Regions from separate parts of the Homo sapiens genome. Here region 2 is linked to region 1. The links are chromatin loops, found by intact Hi-C in ENCODE. Cell type or tissue: Caco-2. All regions are shown on one strand. Each heading gives the region's core, and the rest is flanking DNA. Links, peaks and the distances in the headings are about the cores only.

What was found. A loop is a pair of places that touch in the nucleus more often than their neighbours do. Peaks named below come from ENCODE experiments on the same cell type or tissue, not always from the same donor. Only the 100,000 strongest peaks of a DNase experiment are listed, where the experiment ranks them.
Region 2: it touches region 1 in a loop (3-fold over the local background); 6 of 110 quality-filtered maps call a loop at or near these places.

What each region holds. Positions count from the first base shown.
Region 1 is chr9:68,789,650-68,801,501 of GRCh38, reverse strand. The region is part of intron 2 of PIP5K1B (phosphatidylinositol-4-phosphate 5-kinase type 1 beta); the gene reads right to left. It also overlaps the pseudogene LOC100421655. Among named protein-coding and RNA genes, the nearest start is that of PABIR1, 16 kb to the right of the region's middle. In Caco-2, for the core only: no CTCF peak of the experiment used is centred there; a DNase peak (open chromatin) is centred at 6,381.
Region 2 is chr9:68,728,291-68,740,142 of GRCh38, reverse strand. All of the region lies in intron 1 of PIP5K1B (phosphatidylinositol-4-phosphate 5-kinase type 1 beta), which reads right to left. Among named protein-coding and RNA genes, the nearest start is that of PIP5K1B, 29 kb to the right of the region's middle. In Caco-2, for the core only: no CTCF peak of the experiment used is centred there; a DNase peak (open chromatin) is centred at 7,512.

The DNA of each region.
Region 1 (11,852 bases), core at 2,318-10,317:
CCACCTGGCAGGGTGCCTCAACACCCACCACTGTGCGGATGTCTCAGTATTACATGTACCCTCTTTTCTCAGCATCAAGGAACAGCATAAACCTATACTTCTTAAATTCAGCCCAACTGAAAGAAATCCAGGAAGTATTTAGCATTGTTGTGATTATTAGCAATCCAATATGAAAAAAAAAATGTGCCCTTTTCCTAGTGTTAATACCGCTAAGTATCCCTGGAATTCTAAGTTCTCTCATGCCCGGGCTTGTTATTTTCCCTTGGATAGCCCTCCTTTGAGAATTTTCAGCAGAATATAAAGGACTATATCCTGGCTCAAGCAAAGCACCCTCTCCATCCCCTCCTCACACACACAAATTAAATTTGCCTTATCAGAAGGAAGGCAGGGGCATCTGGGAACAGAGCAATGGGTTAAAATATCTATGGACCAATCCACCTGTGTGGTAGTAGCAGGTGCTGACTCAGCGAGGCCTGAGAGCCCTAGGAATGGACATGGAAGCCTGCAACTTGGATCGACACTTTTCCTATCTGGGATTTCTATATGAGGGGGAGAAGAGATGCAAGCACAGGGAGACAACTGCTCAAAGTATTCCAACACTTGGAGTGCTTACAGCTCAAGTTCCTCAAGAACTTAACAGTCATGGAGAATTTGGAGCAAGGGTACCCAAATATGACCTTGGGAAGCCTAGGACACCTTTGTTTGAATGACAAAAAGGCAACCTTTCTGATTTAGCAAATGCCTATGCCCTTGCAGAAAAATGAGAAAAAGATACCACCTCTGGGCAGACTTAACCCTGCAAAGAAAAAGGCCCCTTTTCAACAGCAGATACAGAGCGTGGCAGCTGAGAACAGGTTGGAAATCAGCCTCCATCTACCCTTCAGTGGAGCCCCATTGTGCACTGCACTAACTATAGAATCACACATAAAGGCCCGACATCCTCTTGACATAGATGCTATCCATGGATGACTGACTGGGATGGGTCTTCAAGGCCTTCTTACATCAGTAAGAAGGAAATGGTGAGGTCTGTTGAACCCAAGGTACTTCAAGCAACCCATGTTTCTTCCCCATGCCACAGAAAACAAGGAAAACTGGATTACTCATCCATTTAACAAACACCTGTGCATGTGCAGGCCCTGTCTAGATGCTGGATGAAAAGCATGGTACAAACCTCAAGGACTATTGCATTCGAAAGGCAAGGTCTACCCCCAACATTTGCAGGGCCTAAGCAAGAGAAAAAATGGTAGCCACATACCACATGCTGTGTGTGAGGCTTCTCCTCACTCACTGGCCCAAACCGGGCACCTGCTGCCCACAGGTATCTCCACCAGCCCCTTCACCATCACTATTTTCAGTTTCTCTAAGGAACCTGATATGGGAAGGCCAGGCTCATGTATGTTTTCTTTGGAAAAATATCTATTTAAGTCCTTTGCCTATTTTTCAATCAGGCTCCTTATTTTTTCTTTTGCTATTGGGTTGTAGGGGTTCCCTATATATTTTGAATATTAACCCCTTTTCAGATGTATAGTTTGTTAATATTTTCTCTCATTCCATGAGTTGCCTTTTCATTCTGTTGATCATTTCCTTTGCTCTTGAGTTTGATATTGTCCTAGTCCTATCTGTCCACTTTTGCTCTTGTTGCCTGTGATTTTGGTGTCATATCCAGGAAATTGCTGCCAAAACCAATGTCATGAAGCCTTTCCCCTAGCTTTTCTCCTAGGAGTTTCACAGTTTCAGGTATTATTTTTAAGTCATTCATCCATCTTGAGTTGGTTTTGCGTCTGATATAAAAGTCCAGTTTCATTCTTTCACATATGGATATCCAGTTTTCCCAACACCCTTTGTTGAAGGTACTATCTTTCCCTATTGTGTATTCTTAGCACTCCCGTTGAAGATCAATTGATTGTATATGTATGGGTTCATTTCTGGGGCCTCTATTCTATTTTATTGGCCTATATGTCTATTTTTATGAGAGTGCCATACTCTTTTGTTTACTGTGGCTTGTAATATATTTTGAAGTTAGGAAGTGTGATGCCTTCAACTTTGCTCTTCTTTCTCAAGATTGCTTTGGCTATTTGGGCTCCTTTGTGGTTCCATATGAATTTAATTTTTTTCTATTTCTATAAAACAATACCATTGGGATTTTGATAAGAAGTGCAACTAAGAGGACTTCATTCTTTTGCACAACTGTTGTGTACCCTAAAATTAGTCACTGATGAACAGAAGGTATGTACTACAGATAGAGAGTTTCAGTATTTTCAAGTATACTCCAAATGCTTTTTAAAATTACAGCCAACATATTGATGGAAGGTGTGCTTATCTCAAATATAATTTTAGCTGCATCCAGATTTCCCTAGCTTTGAACTTATATAGCCAACTGACAGCTCCCTTTAGAATCCTCAAAAACATATTAGAGATAGGTCCTAAACAAAACTCAAACACCTCTTTATTTCTGCCCCTGCAAACTTTCCCATCTCATTCAATGTCACTTCATTCCCATTTTTACTCAAGTCAGTAAACTTCATTTACAAAAATCAGTCATTCTTGATTTCTCTCTCTTTCTCCTTAGTATGCCCTCTCCCAAATCTTGCTGATTTCTCAAAACCATCTTTTGTTCTCCATCCTAATTGCTACACCTCAGCCCAGTCACCAATATCTCTTGCCTAGACTAATATAACATCCTCCTACTTGATCTTCCTGCTCCCATTCTCCACAAGGCAATAATGGTCTTAAAAAAGAAATCAGTTCAGGTTAGGCCTTGTGTAAAACCCTTTAATGTCTTCTTATGGCATTAGAATAAAATCTAGACTTCTGATCTTGCCCTATAAGACCCCGTGTGGTCTGTTGCCTGCCTAGCTCTCCATGCTTATCTGATGCTATGCTTCCTCTTGCTCACCAGCCTCCTTTCAATTCCCCAAGTGCATGCACATGCCTCCCCCTTGCCCATGATGATTCTCCCTGGCCACTCTACCCAAAGCAGGTGCTTCTCTGTGGTTCAAGTTCTCAGCCCATTGTTTATTTCCTTCCTAACATTTATTGTAATTGGCAATGATTTTACTAACTACTAACTACCTTTTATTGTTTTTGTCTGTTTCCTCTCACTATAATGTAAACTCCATGAAGCCAGCAGCTTAACATGTCTATTAGGAACTAGAGTGAAAGTTAATTCAGTTCAATGACTGGTCCACAGTGTCTACAGTAAGAGCTCAAGAAATATTTACCAAGTGAACAATCTTACAACCATCTTAAAAATTCACCCCAATTATTGCTCTCCAGACTTCTATCAATTAAGCTTCTAAAGCATAAACAAAAATTTCTTTCTTATAAGACAAACTCAAAACTTTCATTATACTTTGAGGAAGTTTAATTCAAATCTGGGCTCCAACAGATTATTTTCTTCAAATATTCACATTGGCTATCAAGTGGAACTCCACGGGGAATGAAAAAAAACCACCATGGATGCAAATTCAATTATTAAAAAAAAGGCAGTAGCATAACAGTACTCATGCCTTATTTAATGTGGAAAATATTTAAATAAGATCATTATGGCTCTCTTACAGCGTATCTATTTAGTCTAAACCTCTGGTTCCTTTCCACTATAAATCTACTTTGTTTGAAATCTCAGAATGTATAGCCCAAGGCTTTTCCAATGCTAAAACAAAACAAAACAAAACAAAACAAAACAAAACGGGCACAGTGATCTTTATCACATTTTGGAGTATTAATTACTAACAGCACAAAAAATTTAGCAGATAATTTGAACTATATATTCTTTATCTATTCTTTCTTCCAATCTCTTTGTGAATCTGTAGCCATAATTTCTAAGCAATTAAATCCAAGACAGGAAAATAGTATGTCATTGAGACAAGAAGTAGTTACAACAACTCCTTAATAAGCCATGTCCATTTCATCTGATCTTTCAGGGTCAAATGGTTTAGTAATTCCCTAAAAAGGAATAAACAATGAAGATTTTAAAAAACTGAGAAATATGGAAAAATAAAAACAATTAGCAAACACTACCACCATCACCAACAAAAAATTCAACCCAATACTTACTCCAAATGTTTTAAATCAACATTGCAATTCTTGTTTGCTGGAGAATCCTAGAATATACTCTGTTCTTTGCACATATTGAATGACACTCATCATGTACCCCTTGTCTCCCTGGGGAATGCCTATCCACTTATTAACCTGCTAAAGAGTTGCTTCCTCTGTAAAAACCTTTGCATTTCCTTCCTCTGGGTTCCTGTAGCATCTTGGACATATGTCTTTTACACAGCAACAAATAACAACAAAGCATCGTAGACATTAAACATATATGTGTGTACCACGCCAAGAGCAACTTAAGGACTTGTCCACTCGTCTTTGTAAGCCCAGGCCCTAGGACAGTGCCAGGTACATAGTAAGTATTCATTCACCACATTTATTGAAAAAATGAATAATTAACTCATCTCTTTTACTCCTTTTCCTAAGATCTATATATGGTCACCATATTTTATAACCCTAAAACTGACAACCATGATGTCATAAAGGGTTTTGGTGTCATTTTTAGGTGCATAAAATAGAAATATGCTAGTTTTGATGTCCAAATACTAGAATTTCTAAGATGTTTCACTGGGCTACTGGAGGGAATATTTGATAACTAACCTAGAAAACATGGGATCTCAAGTTGCCATAGCTATGAAAGACGGAAACGGTGGTGACCTTAAATCTGTGGGATAGATATCTAACTCTGGCTTCTTTCTCATCTCCCCACTTCCTATGCTCCAGCCTTTCTTTCATTCAAATGACACAATGGTAAGGATCACTGACTTCCTGGCAACCTCACTAGCCATGAATTACGGGTTGCTCTGGTTGAGGAGAAGACAACCTCGGAGCATCATTTCCTGATGACATTATCAAAACTCTCTAGTTTGGATCAAATGAGGAAAATGCTGTCTTAGATTCATGAAAAAATCTGAAATGCAGATTATGTTCAGAAAACTACACTTTTCTTCTTTTTTCAGTCACACACAGGAGCTCCAAACATGACCATCAAATAAATAACAAAACCGGTTCAGAAAGGAATGTTTTAAGAATGAACAAAGTTGAATTAGGTATTTTATATTGGCAAGTCTAAGAAATGTTTGTGGTCTTTAAATTTTAAAAGTTTGTTCAGATGTACATCAGAACATTGTAATTGAGGAAAAAATTGAAAACAAACTAAAGAGTAACAGTGGATTAACTGTGGTACATCCACAGAAAAAAATAACATGCAACTATCAAAAAAATGCAACTATCAAAAAAATGCAGAAGCATATTTAAAACATTCACTGTATATTACATGGGGAATAAAAGCTGTTTATGGAGCTGAATATACAGCAGGATGCTATCACCGTATGAAATCACATATACATATTTAGACATAGAAAAAGCCTGGAACAATATACATGAAGTGCAAACAATGGCATCTCAGTGAAGTGTACTACTTTTGCTTATCAGAACTTTCTACAATTTCTAAAATGAACCTGCATCGCTTCTCTCATTAGAAGGTGTAATTTGCCTGTTTCAGTATATTTTGTTATTCTAATCTTTTTTTCACATGATTAAAATACATATCTTATGAAAGTTTGCTCAAAAGTAAATGTCATTTAACTTCTCATCCTAATTATAGAACAAGGTTGATTGACTGTGTTAAAATTAAAGCAGATTTCTGAATTCTCTATGAAAATATGAATGAAATAGGAGAAACCCAGAAATTTTCATGAATGTTAGGAAAACTAAAAGGAAAGCTCACTGACTTCCTATATACCATCAAAATTGCAACACCATTTCCCTAGAAAGAGTTTTAGTCTGGAAGATTTCCTAAAGTCTAAAACATTTGCTAATGTGCAAATATTTTAAGACACATATCACAGATTTCTGTGAGCAACCATTCCACATATTTTCCAAGCGTTATCTATCACCATTAATAAACATTCACTAAGTTCTTTCTCAGTCAACTGGTATTAGGAAAGACAGATAAACTATTGTCCCTTTCCTTCAGGAAATTTGCCCTAAAGATAGGGGATTATTCCATATATTACATATATTCTTCGGGTTTCCATTTATTCAAGTTACCAGTTTTCTGAATAAATAACTTTACAATTTTATAGAGAATTCCTTTCTAATCCTTACTACTTTTTGTGATAAGAACCACTCCCATTTAACAGATGAAAAGACTAAGACACACAAAGATTAAGCAATTTGCCTAAAATCAGAAAGCTTGGAAGTCACAAGGTTAGGTGTGGAATGTAGTTCTACCAGCCTGTAGAGACACAGATGTTTTAACCATTAAAACACACACACACACACGCTCTCTCTCTCTCTCTCACACACACACAAAGTAAGGAGTACAGGCAGAAGGTAGTACACTGATTCAGAGGAAAACCAATACTACCTAGAGCCGGAAGGATCAGAGGACATTCCATGGAGTGCACGGCACTTAACTGACGTCTTGAAAGACAGAAATGCATTATCAGGAGAGATAAGCAGTTCCAGGAGAAGGCATTTTTCCCTGCTGGTTACAAATATGGCTTGGATGTCCCTCAGTCCTCTTTTGTAAAGGATCCAGACAGACTTCCCAACCCACAAGAAGGAACCTGACAATATTCTATGATTAGAAGGAAATCTTAGCAATTCAAAGTGAGGAAAATATTGTTTGTTTCCTATCATTACTGGTCCTCTCCTCTCCCACTATTCAGCAACAATTTTGCAAAGGAATAGGGAAAAATCTGCTCCTGAATAAAATCTAAGAAGACAATGAACTATTTTTTTTTTTTTTTTTAATTTACAGCACTCACTGAAGAGAAAAATGTCTCTGGGTTAGGAAACTGGGCCAAAGTTACAGAAATAATTGTGTCATGGGTGTGGAACTATATTTCAATTTATAAGTGGAAAAAAGTCATCAGGAGAAATAGATGACAAGGGAATAAGATGAACCAGACAAACCCATGAAGGAAGTAAGTCAGTAAAGCCCTTAGCTTGAACAGTTTACTCATGTTTGGAGTAAAAACATTTACTTATAAAATTGTTCCCTCTCACAATAATGCCAAAGAAAGAAAAGAAAGAAAGAAAGAAAGAAAGAAAGAAAAGAAACTGTCATTTATCCTTGATTGTTCCCCCAAGCTATAATCACATACGTGTAAAGGAGTATTTCTTGTGAAACACTTAATACCAATTTACCAATAAAAGGGGAGGAAGATGACCTTTCGCTTCAGTTCCTTTTTCACCTCAAGAATCTAGAAGAACCCACATCCTTCTTCAGCTATCTGGCTGTCTCCAATTGTGCTCACTGTATTCTATCTTAACTCCACTCAAGTCAGGCTCCAACTGCACCACTCCACCGCAATGACTCTCACACAGGTGACTTGTAACCTCTATGTCACTAAATGCAGCACTCAGTGATTAGACTTCATCTCACTTGTCAGATCAGCTGCAACTGACACACCATCACTCCATCTTCTCTCATGTCTTCTTCACATGGTTTCTAAAGCGCCGTGCTCTCTTGGTTTTCCTACCTCTCTGATTGCTCTAGCTTGGTTTCCTTTTCCTGATCTTTCAATGTTATAGAATGCTTCAAGGTTCAGTTCTTAGTCTTTTCTTTAATGACACTTTCCCCTTAGTGATCCCATCTACTCTCCTGACTTCACTATCCACAGGCAGATGACTCACAATTGTGTATTTCAGTCCAGCCCTCTTTCCTGAACTTGACTCAGGTATCTAACTGCTTACTTGATGCCTCCACTTGAATGTCTAATAAAGATTGCTTAACGTATGCAAAACTCAGCAGCTAATGCCACTCACCTCCACAGCCATAGCCCCTCCCCCCACCAAAAAATATCCTACTCCACCCATAGATTTCCATATTTCAGCTGATGGCAACTCCAATCCTTCCCGTTGTTTAGGCCTCAAACCTTTCAGTTATGCTTAACTTCTCTCTTATGCCCACCTTAAATCTACCAGCAAAATCTGTTGGTTCTATCTTCAAAATATACCTATAATTTAGCCACTTCTTCCACCTCCACCGCTACCACCCTCATCCAAGCTATCATCATCTCTTACCTGGATTGCTGGATAGCCTCCTAATTGGTCCCCCTGCCTCTACCACGCCCTCAGAGTCTATTCTCAACACAGCAGGAGTGTTCCTATTAAAATCTAAGACAGATCATGTCACTCCTGTGCTCAAAGCTCTGTGATGGCTCTCATCTCACTCATAAAGCCAGTGTCCTTCATACAAGATACTATGCCACCTATGTTTGCAATAATCCTCACTATTGCCCACCTCTCTAACCCCCCTCTAACTATTTTTCCCTTCAACAACTCTGCTTCAGCCATGCTGAGCTCCTGTTCCTTACACTATATGTGTATACACATACACTATATGTGTATACACATACACACATACACACTTTATATGTGTAAATTTACATAGTAATTTACTTATTTTTTATGTTTGTTACTGCCCCTCCTTCTACCCTGTTAGAATGTATGCAAAATGTGGGTTCTACAGGGCAGGAGTCTTTGTTTTGTACACCAAAGTATCCTAAGAGACTAGCCCAGTGTGAGGCACATAATCAGTGCTTTAATCAACATCGCTTAATGAATGAATTTCTAGTCTCAGCAAACTATAAAGGGCTCAGCCATGTGACTGAACTTGTTCCACTAAGAATCTTACTACATTCCTTTTTCTTAAAAAACATGTGGGCCAGGCGCAGTGGCTCACGCCTGTAATCCCAGCACTTTGGGAGGCCGAGGCGGGCGGATCACGAGGTCAGGAGATCGAGACCATCCTGGCTAATGCAGCGAAACCCTGTCTCTACTAAAAATACAAAACAATTAGCCAGGCATGGTGGCGGGTGCCTGTAGTCCCACCTACTCGGGAGGCTGAAGCAGGAGAATGGCTGAACCTGGAAGGCGGAGCTTGCAGTGAACCGAGATCGCGCCACTGCACTCCAACCTGGGCGACAGAGCGAGACTCTGTCTCAAAAACAAACAAACAAACAAACAAACAAACAACAACAAAAAAACACATGTGCCACAGTAAATGCTGAATAAATGCTTGTTGAATGAATTTCTAAATGGCACTGTGTTGTAAATGGAATAAAATCTCACCGCAAATATCATGAACTCAATAAAACAAAACAAAACAGAAACTGTGTACCATTTGTTCATCCATTTATCCATCTATTAATTCATCTACTCAACATAAATTTGCGTAACTATAATGTGCTCTGCATTATGTCCCTGTATTAGGGACATAAATAAAAGGCTTAGTCCCTATTTTTGCATGGGGCAAAGAGAAAAGAAACCATACAAATACAATTCAGACTATTAATTGCCTTTATAGAGGGAAGCCCTGGGAACAACAGGATCACAGAAGAAAGCACCTAACTGACCGTGGTTGTAGAGGCAGGGGCCATCAGGAAAGATGTGCCCCTTGAACTAAATTTTTAAGGAGTTAGTTAAGGAAAAACAGTTGGCAGGGGTTGTGGAGGAAGGAGGAAGAAGATGCCATTTTAAGCAGAGGACACAGCTTGTCTGAAAGCACAGCCAGTAAGCATATACAGAAAACACTGAACTGCAGGCAGCTCAGTTAGCTAGAGTACTGGAATCCAGGGGATATGTTGAAGTGGAGAGGTCTTTTACTCATACTGCATAGTTTGATTTAAACTTGAACTTCTGTGGTAGCCATTACAGTTGCATTCTCAAGTTTGTATTTTAGAAATAACTGAAAGCAAGTAGTATGGTAAACGGGGCCTTGAGAAAGACTATATAGAAAAGGTATGAAATTTAAATTCAGAGTTAGAAATGCAATATAAATTGGTAAAGAGCATCAGGAATTTTAATTCTTGACTCAAAGTAACCTGACAATTATAATTATATTATTTACCTTTTTTCCCCAAGAGGACTCAAAAGAAGAGAGCATCAAGGGAAAGAGACTCAAAGAAATTCTTAAACACATCCTGATTCAAATCCAAAACCTAAATGAAGTGAAACAAACAATGAAGAAAACCATCCTCAATGCCATTCTTTACTCAACAGGGAGTTCACAATAATAGTCCAAGAGAACATTTACAGTGCCAAAAGAAATACCCAATCCATCCATCATCCCCTCACTCCCACTCCCTCCCAAATATCTCATATTTTCCTTCCCAAAAGATACCAATACTCAACAGCTACTTGTCACTCCCAAGTTCTGATAATCCTCTTGGCATCTCGACATTAAAACCTTTCTTTGTCCTTAAAGCAAGGGAGATGGATTGCCGAATCCCAGGAGCGATTACCTCAAACAACCATTTTACTCTGCTGGGGCACAAAATATCTTTCTCAATTGTATTCTTTCACAACACGCCTTGCTAGCCAAGCCTTAAGAGGTTAGTTTGGTTTGGGGGACCACTGTAGGCAACTGGAAAAAAACCAGAATTATACCTGGCATTGATACAGAACCGAACTTCTGCGGGTAAACAAAAGCAATAGGTTCTCTGTTCTCTACTTTCAGTCATGTTGCCTTAAAATTTGTAAATGAGTATTTTTTACATCTCCCCGAGTATTTATTCTAGAAATTCAAAAAGGAGAAACAGAAATCAGGCACAAAGAGGTCCTAGGTACAAGTACCAAATACTTACTTCTCTCTTAGGGCAGCACTTGAAATCTGAACCGCTGATGCAAAATCAAAGCACAGCACACTTTCTATCTATATAGTACCTACATAGGTATATGCATAGTTCAGTATCATTTACAAAGCCCAAGTTTCTGTTTAAGAAAATGAAGGGAAAAATAGAAGAAAATCTAAAGTGGCAGGAAAGCTAAATATGGCTCCAGGAACGCAGAAAAAGGTCCACAAGGGTGAGTGAGTGGGTGCGTGTGTGTATGTGTGTGTGTGTGCGCGCTCATGTGCGTTTGGGTGTACATACACAAGACCCAATTATTTGACATTATCTGCTTAACCTTATTCTGTTATAAAATTATTTTCACAAACAAGCTACATATAGAACTAAAAGTCAGTGTTGAAGTGATTTCTAAATATTTACTGAACTTCTAAAAATAAGACTAACCCTTTGGAACCAACTGTGGTTTTTGATGGTTTGTTCCAAAATGTCTAATGTAGGGACATGATAGTATGAAACTGGAAGTCTAATCACCAATTCTGGAATGTTTTCAAAGGGAGGTTTTCCTTTTTCGGATCCTCTTACTCACCAGTGAATTGATTTTTCTATGAAGAAAAGTTTTTAAAAAGTAAAGTTTCTCAAGGATTGCTCAATTCCTCTGAATTTAAATCTCTACCTCTGGGGAGAGCCTCTCACAGGGAAAGAAGAGGTAAGCATGATCCTTCTTTGAATCTTGGTGTTACATTTTTCCTTTAAAAAAATGCCACAGTTTTAACTTAGAGTTTTTTAGGGGAAAGGAGGGGAGGGAAGGGTCAAACTGGTTGTCTTTGTTTCCCTAGGAATGACAATCTAGGAACAACCAAAGATACTGTATAAATTAAACATAGCTCTGTTTATATATATGTATATATTTAAAGAAAACAAAAAAATCCAAAATTTGTGGGATTGGTAATTTCAAATTTCAAATATAAAGTCAGTTAAAAAATATGTAAAGCAGAGCAGGGTGGGACCTGTTCATAAGGTGGAGCAAGCATCAGGTGCTCCGAGGAGTGAGGCCGGGTATTCAAGGGAGGGATACTTCAGGCTCGTGCAGTAGAGGAAGACTGAGCCTGGTCTTGAAAGATGGGGTTGAAAATCTGCAGAGTCCTGAGGCTTTCAGACTGAAAAAGGCTTTCCTTTCTCACCTGACAATCACAGTCTATCATGATTTATAGACTTTTCTTG
Region 2 (11,852 bases), core at 2,559-10,558, 62 kb after region 1:
CCACACAGAACTGGCTTTCTGTTTTGCTCCCTTTATCTTACTGGTAGGGATTGGGAATGCTTTCTAGGCAAAGGGTGGGGAGCTGGCTGATCAAGGACACAGTAGCAGGAAGGAATGGCCACAGGTAGTGAGGTCAAAGAACTGTTTTTCAGATAAGCAGAGACTCTATACCTGGTCACAGCCACAATGGGTAGCTTGTTCCCTGCCCAATGTGCTAACCAGGAGCATAATACATGACCCCAGAATGTACCTGTGGCTGGCAGACAGCGTGCAGGAGTCTGGGCAATACATCAGTCTCTTGGGTTCAGCAGTAGTAAGCCTAGACTGAGAACCTGAAATTAGCTATGCAGGTCACATGAGTTTAGGGCAAAGCCTCAAGCATGCATAGGCACAGCAGAGCAGAGAGTGCCTGAAATGAGCACTGAAAGCGTGAAAATGCTGCCTGGGGAGAATTCTCAGTGGAAGGAGCTGGAGGAGAAGCACAGGAAACAGCAGGCTGAGAAGTGTTGCAATCTGAGATATCACAGCCTGCAAAACATTCCTCCAACCAAAATTACTTTGGTATTAAGGGAAGCCCCAAGAAGGAGGCTGAAATTTATGTTTAAATATAAATGCTGCCTTCTTAAATATTTTAAAGTTTTAAGGAAAGAATATAATGTGCTAACGTGGCCTCTTGTCTTTGTCAGTCAAAATAAAGGTACCCAAAATGGATCAAGAACTATACTACTATATCCCTCAGTCAAAGATCTCCAACTCTGAGAGGTTAATCTAAGTATATAGACAAAAGAAGCCAAAGGCTAGATTGTATGAAGATGTACAAATGTTGCGTCCCATAAGAGCAGAAAACAAAGAGTTGATGATATTTGAGGACTGATAAGAGGGGAAAATCAGACTATGCAAGAGTAAATCGAGGCACATGAAATATTTTAAACTCCTTTACAAATGATAATGTGAAGATATGAAATAGGAAAATAAAATATGAAGTTTAAAAATTCAAAATTAAATGGTCATAAAGATTACAGCAGAATCAAAATAGTGGTGCTGGGGAGGAAGCTAGAGAAACAGTCGATGATCAAATGCCAACGGTGGCCAGGATTGTTCAGGGTCGGCTGACGGAGAATGAAGAAACTGAAGGCTGGACCCCATGGTAAAGCCATGGAGAACTTTTTTGGCCGGTGAAGAAGAGGGTATAGGCTCATCCAGAAATGTTGAGGCATGGGCCTGAGCCCAAAAAGAAGAAAAAAAAAATGTTGGCCTTCCTGAGATCAAAGTGGGCTCAAGTACACTGTTTGAAACTTGGATTGAAGCGTTGAAAATGTGGATAGTTTAATATGATCCTGAAGAAGGGTGATCTGAAGGAACTTGCAGATTAAAAGAAAAGGGGCCCCTTCTCAGAGAGGGCCTGAAAGGGTCTGTTTAAGCTAGAAATATGTGGAAGGGTCCATTTAAAAGTCTAGAAATTTGGCCAAACTCGCCAAGGAACATGAGAATCAAGTTGTACTGCCTCATATCACATGACAGCCGGAATGGAGCAAAGTGACTAACTTCACCCCACCCCTTGTCATCTCCAGCTTTCAGATGAGAATACGCAGATCCAAGGAAGGTGATGCCAACTGCTGGCCCAAGATGACAACTAGTTTATGGTGGTGACAGGAACAGTACTCACATCTTTTCCTCTCAGTCCAGCAATTCTTTATTATAGCATGCTCTCATAGCAACCATATGTAGGTGGACCCAGCATTCTCCTACCATACATGAATTAACCTTAAAAAGTCATTTTCACTATACAAGTGTTACTGTTTTTAATTGGTGAAATTCAAGACGGCCAAAAATAAAGAAAATCAACTGTTGTTTCAATTATAAATACAACCTCAATTTTAGAAGTTCTCATTATTTCTGTTAAATGTACCTAGTTGGTGTTGGCCTATTTTCATAGTTCATATTATGAAGATTTATTCTATAGGTTTACATCATCAGCCACATACATATGAATTTTTCAGATCTCTATCCAAGTTCTAAGGATCCTGCTTCAGTTTGGGGCCAAGAAAACCCTAAATACCTGCCACTAGAAACCTCTTTCTAGGCTGACGAACACTCAGTCATTACCTATGTTATGGCATATGAATAGAATCAGCTATGAATTTATTGCATTATTCTGTCATCCTCCAACATCTCTCTATTATGTGCGTAAGGAGACCGGTGAGAGATATTTGTCAAATGCTTTGATGTCTTTGGCATTATCTTCCAATATAGAAGCCCCTTTTATAAAAGAAAATGTGACAATTGGTCACTACGCATTAGTAGATTTATGCTGGTTCCTAAGGATCAATGCAATCTCTTCTCTGGACTCCTAAATAATTTATATGATGATAGTTCAGAAATTTTGCAAGGGTGCATTTCACACATTGAAAGTTTTAGGAATTCAACTTTGTCAAAAGCTATATAGAACAACATTTGCATATCTCTGGTCTTCTGGAACCTCTGCCACTCTCCAAGTTCACTCAACAATCACCAGCAATGGCTCAAAGATGATGCCTGCTAACTCCTTCAACCCTGCTAACCCTGAGATACAATCCAGTGTGCCCCAGAGAGGTAAATGCATTCAAATTACCTGGATTTTCTTTCATTGTCATCCAAATCCCTTTTAGTAACACCCTTTTAATTTTGGAAATCACTTCCTTTGATGGAGAATTGAAAGCAACATAGTTCTGCATACATCATCTATTCATGCTAGCCTTATGCCCTTACTTAAGCAATAGTCTAATCCTGTCCCCATTCTTCTAGCTCCAGATACAACTAAAAAGCAAAATAAACATAACACTATTCTCAAAATACAAATGACATATGCCGCCATGCACACTCCAAAAAGGTTCAACCTAGCCAGCAAGGAAATAAAATAAACACACCAATAAAATGTCATTTTGTAACAAACTGGAAACACACCTTTAATTGACAGAAAGCAAACCTGGTGACGTTGTAGGGAAACTGACATCCTTATATATTTACCAATAATTTAACTGTATTTGGAAGCAAATACATAAGATGTTCATGCTCTTTGTTCCAGGAAACCTAAACTTGGATATTTATCTTAAGAGACACAATCTGAAAGAAAAGAAGGTCAAAGTATATAATTATAGGAAGTATAGGAATATCAAAATGGCCCCAAACTGGATGCCTTCTAAGTATTCAACAATGGGAATGGTTAAGTAAACTACAAAACATCAGCTGTGGTAGGCTGAATAATGTCCCCAAAGATGTCCACATCCTAATCCCCAGAACTTGTGAATATACTACTTTACATGGTAAAAGGAATCTTCGAGATGTAATTAAATTAAGTGCCTCAAAATGGGGAGATTATCCAAATGCACCCAAAGTAATAACAAAAGTGTGTAGAAGTGGGAGACAGGAGGTTCAGAATAGGAGAAGTGGTGACTGAAGCAGAGGTGAGGTTTGAAGATGCTGCTGGCTTTAAAGATGGAGTGAGAGGCCATGAGTCAAGGAGTGAGGGTGGATTCTAAAAGATGGAAGAAGCAAGGAAATGGATTCTCCCTGGAGCCTCCAGAAGGAGTGCAGCTCTGCCAACACCTTGATTTTAGGACTCTGACCTCCAGAACTGTGAGATAATAAATTTGTATCCTTTTATGCCATTCCATTTGTGGTAAGTTTTTACAGCAGCAGTAGGAGACTAATACACAAACTATTATGCAGCCACTGAATGTTATAAACCTGAGGACTACAGAGCAACAGAAAAAAAATGTTAAAATACACAGATGGCAAAACTGTATGTACACAATTACTACATGTGAAATATGCATACAAATAGATCAAGATTAATAGATTAAGATAAAATATACTAGTAGAGTAAAAGACTTTTTAACTGGTCTTTCTACTTCTGCAACATTCAGAGTGACCAGAGTGGTCCTTTTCAAATATGAAATCAGATGACCCTATTCCTCTGCTCAAAAGCCTCCAATAGCTCCTCTCTCCTCAAAGAAAAAGACCAAGTCCCCACAAGGACCTCTATAGCCCAACTCCACAGCAGTACACAGCTCCCACGACAGCCACTCACATGCGCTTTCCGTGATTCCATCCCAGACACCACCTGCCCAAATTTGTGTTTGTCCTCACTCACTCCATCTCATTACCTGGCTGACCCTGCTCCAGGCTCATGGACCAACCTGCTGTTCCTGGAGTGTTCCAAGCCACTCCTGCTTCAGGCTTTTGCACTGTTTGCTCCCTCTGCCTGAAATACTCTTCCTAGTGGTATGCGCATGGCTCATTCCCTTGCTTCCTCCCTGTCTCTGCTCAAATGCCACCTTAGCAATGGGGCTTTCTTCAACTGCTGTATATAAGTAACAGTCCCATCATTCCACCTCAGAACCCCCTACTCCCTTATCCTGCTTTACCTTTCTCCAAAGCATGTATTATTGTCATATTTAAAATATCTATTTGTGGCCGGGCACAGTGGCTCATGCCTGTAATCCCAGCACTTTGGGAGGCTGAGGCAAGCGGATCACTTGAGTCCAGGAGTTCGAGACCAGCTCGGCCAACATGGCTAAACGCCATCTCTACTAAAAATACAAAACATTAGCTGGGCGTGGTAGCACATGCCTGTAATCCCAGCTACTTGGGAGGCTAAGGCACAAGAATAGCTTGAACCCGGGAGTCAGAGGTTTCAGTGAGCTGAGATCAAGAGGAGGTCAACTTATAACCCAGAGGAGCCTAAGTAGACATGACAAATCTAATGACAAATATAACGTGGTATTCCAGATGGGATCCTGGAACAAGAACAACCACCAAAAAAAAAAAAAAAAAAAAAAAAAAAAGACACTAGGGGAAAACAGCAAATCTGAATAAAGTATTAACAGTAGTATATCAAAATTAGTTAATGAATTGTGGCAAATGTATATACTAATATAAGATAAAGATAGGGGAAACTGGTATGGGGTATATAAGAATTCTCTCACTACATTTGTAATAGTGCTCTAAATCTAAACATGTTCTCATATAAAAAGTTTGTTAAAAAAAACTTCCAAGAGATCAGGACCACTGTCATCAAAGGCTCCTCCATCTTCCATGCCATAAAGTCATTCTTTCTTAATGGTTGGTGTTAAATCCAATATAGCAATTTATTTGTTGTATTCTGAAAAGTGACAAAAATAGGCCGAAAGGCACTAGGTTGTTTTTAGCCCAATTACTCAGCCAGCAGAAGCTGAGATGGTCACCTCCTATTGCCTTTTCCAGTTTTGCCATTTGCCCAGTATCAACAGATCAGCCTCAGCCTCCATCTGTTTGGCTAGTAGAAGGTTCCTACAACAATCAAATGATGGGCTGCTTTCCTTTTTCTTTTAACCTCACCAAATGTTCTGCAGAATAGTTCCTCCATCAGATTGTGGATTTATAGATAAGCATGTTCTTCCTTCCTTATCAATCCTGTTTCTCCCTTTTGTATAGACTGGAGGGACATTCTTATCCTTGTGAGTTTCAAGACCATTTGAGCAAAATGTCATGGGAGCAGGTAGCAGTCATCACATTAGAGGAAAAATAAGTAGAGAGAAAAAGGAGGAGGATCTTCTATATCCAGTCCATTTTATACATTCTGGACCCATCTGCCTGCTACCAGCAGTCTTCACTGGTCAACCACTCAACAAAGCAGTAGAGATATGTTGGACGTAGCTTTGAGCCTTTGTTCTTATGGTCCTTCCCTCCCAGTTAAGACATCTTTCCCTTTCTATTGTTTCTTCTAGCTTTATTAATTCTGTGTGCCTCCTACATAGGAGTGATCTTTCTCTCCTCTGAACTCTAATAAAACCTGTCTCACTTTGAGTTCCCAGGCAGTTGGTTGTGTCTCACATGCGTATTTCCTCAACAACACTGTAGTAAACTCTTTAATGGGGTGAACTTCATCTACTTTTCTGTATATACTTTGTGCCTTGATCAATCAAATTGTCCAATAAATATTAGCAAGAATTTGAGTACTTAACATTGAGTTTTTAACAATAAGTCAATGAGGTAGGAATATAATTACCCCCATTTTATAGCTGAAAATGCTGAAGAATAAAGTAGCTAAGTGACTTTCGTGGGGTTGCATGGAAGTTGCAGAGCCAGAATTTCAGCCCAAATTCAAGCTCTTAATCACCACAATACATTCTACTGCCTCCTAATAAATATACTAGTTAAATGATCCTTTAAAGAGTCTAAGTATTGCCGGGCACAGTGGCTCACGCCTGTAATCCCAGCACGTTGGGAGGCCGAAGCGGGTGGATCACAAGGTCAAGAGATCGAGACCAGCCTGGCCAACATGGTGAAACCCCGTCTCAACTAAAAATACAAAAATTAGCTGGGCATGGTAGCCTGCACCTGTAGTCCCAGCTACTTGGGTGGCTGACGCAGGAGAATTGCCTGAACCCGGGAGGCGGAGGTTACAGTGAGCTGAGATCACGCCACTGCACTCCAGCCTGGGCGAATAAGCAAGACTCCATCTCAAAAAAAAAAAAAAAAAAAAAAAAAAAAAAGAGTCTAAGTATTTCAATAAGTGGGGATCTCAGAAGAAAAGAGAAAAACCCTTGGTCTGTGACCTCAAACTGACTGAGAAAAATTTTATTCAATTGTTCTCCCCCAAATCTAAATGTCACACAGAGTTTGTGCATAGTATAAACAATAGGATTCAAGGGAAAGAGCAATTTTAAAAATTCTTTGGGAAGCACTGCGGTTAGCCCTCATTCTTCACACTGCTTCACACGTCAACCAGTTAGACTGGTAGACACAAAATGAACAAACAGAGAAAAACGAAATATGCAAGGCTCTGCAGTTTGGAGCCCAATGCCAGCCTGGCTCACACGCTTTGGTGGAACAGGCAAGAGATTAACCATTGTACTGGAGGAATAACCAGCACCTAGTGCCATACTGCATGTGTACAGACGGCAAGCAGCAAGGTTCTCTTCAGCAATCTGCTTCTCATTTCCCACTGGAAATTTTGTGGTTGGATGGTTGGCTTCTTAGAGGACTTCTAAAAATAAGTTACCACCAATTCAACTACACAAGTACATGAGCATTTACAATCACCTTGCGGCCCACACCTAGATCAAATAACTTTCCCTTCTGCTATGAGGAAGAGGGCACCAAAATTCAATGGATGTGCAAAGCATCAAAATTGGTACAGGTTCCAACCACATCATCGTCGTCGTCATCATCATCATCATCTCCCACCGCGCCGCCCCCCCCCCAACCCACCTCCACATCACCAGCAACGGATTATGAGCTTTTCATGGATGCCTGCCCACTGTGCCAGTAATCAATTGTAATGCCCACTCTTTCCAAGAAAGAATTACCCGGCTTTGCCTCAGGGACAGCAGACCTTTCTACTCCACTGTGTTCTTGCCATTTCTGTCATGTCAACTGCTACTTAACTCTGAGCTCTCCCAAAAAGCCATGCCCAGGGAAAACAATGGCCTTCTTACATTTGTTAGATGTGTCAATTTGTCTTCTTTTGGGTTCCACCTGCTTCTGTTTACCAGACCCACGTATCTGGTTTAGCTATCAGATGTGAGACAAGTGCCTCCTCTGATCTCCTCTGCACAAACAGTAGGTGGTCAAAGTTCTGAATTTCCAGAGGGATATAGATGAAGACTCTAAAACATGCTGTGGTTGATCCCTAACACCGGGAGAGTACAAGTTAGACGTGGGAAGAGAATGAATTTCCTTTGAATCCCAAATATGCCAAAGACTAAATGAATACTGATATAGTTTCAGATACTCTTGAATAGTGCTATTAAATAAACAACAACAAAAAAGATCCATGTAATTCAATCAGCAAGACTTTGGAGTAAAGGGAATTCCTTTTGACAACATTTTGTTTATTGAAAAATAAACGAGAGACCCTTCCTCCCGCAAGCAATTTACAATCCAACAGGGAAGATAAGACACACCTGCAAATAACTGAAACTACACCTTGAAAGGTGGTAAGTCCCAAAGGAGAGGTATAAATAAAACACTTATTTCCTCCACCTCCCTATTCCAACATCACAGTAAGAATTTCAGGAGTGGCTAGCAAGCAAATCTAGCTCGTGACTAGTTCACAGCAGCCCCACCCATGGTGCTTCGGTGGAGGCTCAGGAATCCCTCGAAGACAGAGACCAGCCAGAAGTGGCTGAGAGTCAACGCCATTACTTCCCACACCTCCTTCCACAAACATTAAAAAAGGGTTGCAGTTTGCTTATTATAAAATGCTTCCTGAAATACAGTGAAGTGAACAATAGGCAGTTTTCAAAAGTAAACAGTATAATTACAACATTTTATCACTTTTTAAAGTGTGTGACTGTCTCTCAGAGTATTTTCCTAGTATGCATTTGCCCTGTGTACCAGCCTTTCTTCAAATTTGGGTTATACAAACCATCACATGCACTAACCTCAAAGGCTTAATTTGCAATCCTAAGGCTGTCTAACTCCAGCCACATTCAGTACTTTTACCACCTTTCTTTTAATTGCATTATCTTCCCCTAATTGAGTGTGTTTGCCTGGCTCCTCCAACCTGTTGCAAATTCCCTGACAGCAAGGATCACACATTTGTTTTTGCGATTGCCTCCCCAACCACCCACTCAGTCTAAAACGTTAGCCCCTTTGCCCTCCGCACCTTTCAAAATACTTTGCACATAAAAAGTGAAAGGAAGTAGCATTTACTTAGTTCCTGCCACCCATATTCCTTTATCTCGGTTAACCCTCTCAATAATCTATGGAAGTGGTCAACATCAGCCTCATTTCAGAGGCTGTTCTTTGCTGGGAAGACAAAGGAACTGGATCATCACTGATCCTGTCCAGTGTACACAATGCAGTGTTAGCTTCACCTCTTCTGTTTTCCCCACAAAATATATACGTCCTATCCAGACATCAGGGATACCAGAAATCATATTGGCACAACAGATATTCACAAACTGATGTTAAATTGAAACATGGCAAGCTTTAGACATCAAGCGTTCTAGAACAGCCTCTAAGATTCTGAAGCAGCACTTGACCATAACACATGACCCTTGAAACCAAAATTATCACACATATTGAAAGGGATCCACAGGCATGTGCTAAAGGTAACTTTCCTTGACAGTGAAGATTATGGAAGTCATATCTGTTTACTGGTTAATGATTGAAGAAGCATATTTCAACTAAGACTTCAAGGAAACCAGTGGCCTGCCTGGCCCCATTTCAGGGTAATCCTTTCTCATGAAAAGAGGGGAGAAGAAATATTGGATAACTGTATTCAAAATTCTAAATTCAAAACAATCATGAAATCCATTCATCCTTTTCTTGTTTCCAACCTAGTCGATTTGAATTTGTACCCAGCATATACATAAAGCCTACCCACCCATTTTAAGGACTCAATGAATCTTTGGAATTTATTGTCCCATTCCAATACAACTTGGTGTGACAAGCTCAAGAGTTTTATTTCACAACAAAGTCCAGGTCAAAGTCCACTACAGTGACTTCTGTTGGCTGAAATTCTCTGCTTTTCTGCAATTTACTTGTATATGACATTACTCAAAGTGTGATATCTGTTAAGAATTTAGAAATCTGTTTCTATATAGAAAAAAATTTAATGTTGTAACTGGATATGGGCCGCGATAACAGATCTAAAAGTTTCTGTGAAGTTATTTTTTAATCCAAAAATAAATCTCATCTGCTGACATGGCTTACTTTTTGGGAATGAATGTTAGTTTCAATTAGTCTTGAGGAGTATTTCTTCAATTACTCCATCCTCACTTTCATTGGAAGCATAGAGTAGACCCTCATTGGCATCCCATTTCCTGGCTGTTCGTATCAGGTGCTCCAAATCTTGTTGACCCTGGATATTATTTTCTATATCCTATGATATACCTCCTTTAAGTGAATTATATTTTCTTCTGTTCTTCATGCCATATTCATATGCAGCCAAATACACAATTAAAAGGTAAACAAAATCATCAATGCAAATTGTATGTAACCATTCTATGCTTTTTCATCCTGATCAGTGTACTTGCTTATAAACAGTCTTTCACAACATTATGTCTCTTTTTTCACTTAATTTCACACAGACTTCTCCATAATATTCTATCTGCAAGTAATATTCTATTGTTATGAATTATTATGGTTTGTTTAATCATTTCCCCAAATGTTAGATATCGAAGTCATTTTTAGCCTTTCATGACTATAATGAATGTTGTTCTAACAAGATTTTTTTTTTTCTCCTTTGACTTATTTTCCCTTGAAAAGGGAAATTACTGGATCTAAGGGTATATTCAATGAAATGGCTTTTGTTAAATATTGTTGGTACCCTTTAGGAAGTATATACTAATTTGAAAGCTAACAAAAATCTACAAATACCAAATTCTACACAGCCATGCCAACATTGTAACTTATCATTTTATTTCTTAAGACTCAGTTACTTCAGATTGTATTGCTTTTACTATTACTATGGATGATTACTTTTGTCTATGTTGGTCCTTTTCATGTATAAAAATGATAGTACCTAACCTTTGGCCATTTATCCAAATAAAGGTTAGTTCTTGTATAATTATACACATACCTTACATATTCGGGATACTGACCATTATGTGTGTATAGATATAGATATGTTCCCTTTCTCACTGCCTTTTAGATAATCTTAGTTATATTGGTTTTAATATAAATTTTAATACAGTTGAACATGTTAAGAAATTATTTTCCTTTTCTATTCTGGAAAAATCAATTAGACTAGAGCTTTTTTCTATCTCCCAGAAATGAACCAAGATATGCTTTGCCCTAGGTAACAGAAAGCAAGAGTTTACTCCTACTCTTCAATAATCAGTGATTTAAAAATTATATATTTCAAGTAGAAGAATTTGAAAAGTTCTTATAAGAAGGATATTATAAGAACATGAATATATTTGGATATAAATATCTCCATTCATCTAAATATTTTAAATTCTTGTTAAACCTTTCTTCAAAATTCCTTCTTTCTCCCTATGCAACCCCCATATACCAGTACCCTAATGCATTTCTTGCAATTATTACTTTAGAGCTAAGAAAGATAATTTTTAAATGATGATTGAACATATTAATGTCATTAAACATAGGAAGAAATCATTAAGTGTGCCATGAATTACCACTTCTAAGTAGCTACAATTTAACTAGTGTCCTGGCTCACAATCACCATTAGGGAAGGTACCTATGAGTACAATGAATGCAAACACTTTCACTTACAGAAGGCTTGACTTCCCCAGCAGCTCATTAGTCACATCTTCACTGATTAGCAAAACACTCTCAGCTTTAAGCCTCTTCTTGAAATACTGCCTCTTCATGAGACACAGGGCAGGAGGTTCTCGTTGGATATCCTTTCCCTTCACTCAACCCTCTAATGGCTTCTCATCACACTAAGAACAAAATCCAAAGTCATTATCTGGTTCATAAAGCTCTACTTGTCTTGGTCCCAAGTATTCCCCTTCTGCTACTTCTCTCAGCTTTGGCCATTCAGGTTTCCCCCAGTATCTCAAGTGGGCCAAACAAGCTGTGCCTCAGGACTTGGCATTTACTATTCATCCCTTCTACTTGGAATGTTTTCCCCATATCTGCAGTTTGTTTCTCTACTTCATTTAGGTCTTCATCTGTTATGAACTGAATGTTTGTGCCCCCCTCCCCCACATAAATTCATATATTGGAATCCATACCCCCAATATGATGGTATTACGAGGTGGGGCCTATGGGGAATAATGAGGTCATGAGGGTGGAGTCCTCATGAATGGGATTAGTGCCCTCATAAAAGAGACATAGAGAGCTCACTTCCTCTCTGCTGTCTGCATGTGAGGATGCAACGAGAAGATGGCCATCTGTAAACCATAAAGTGAGCC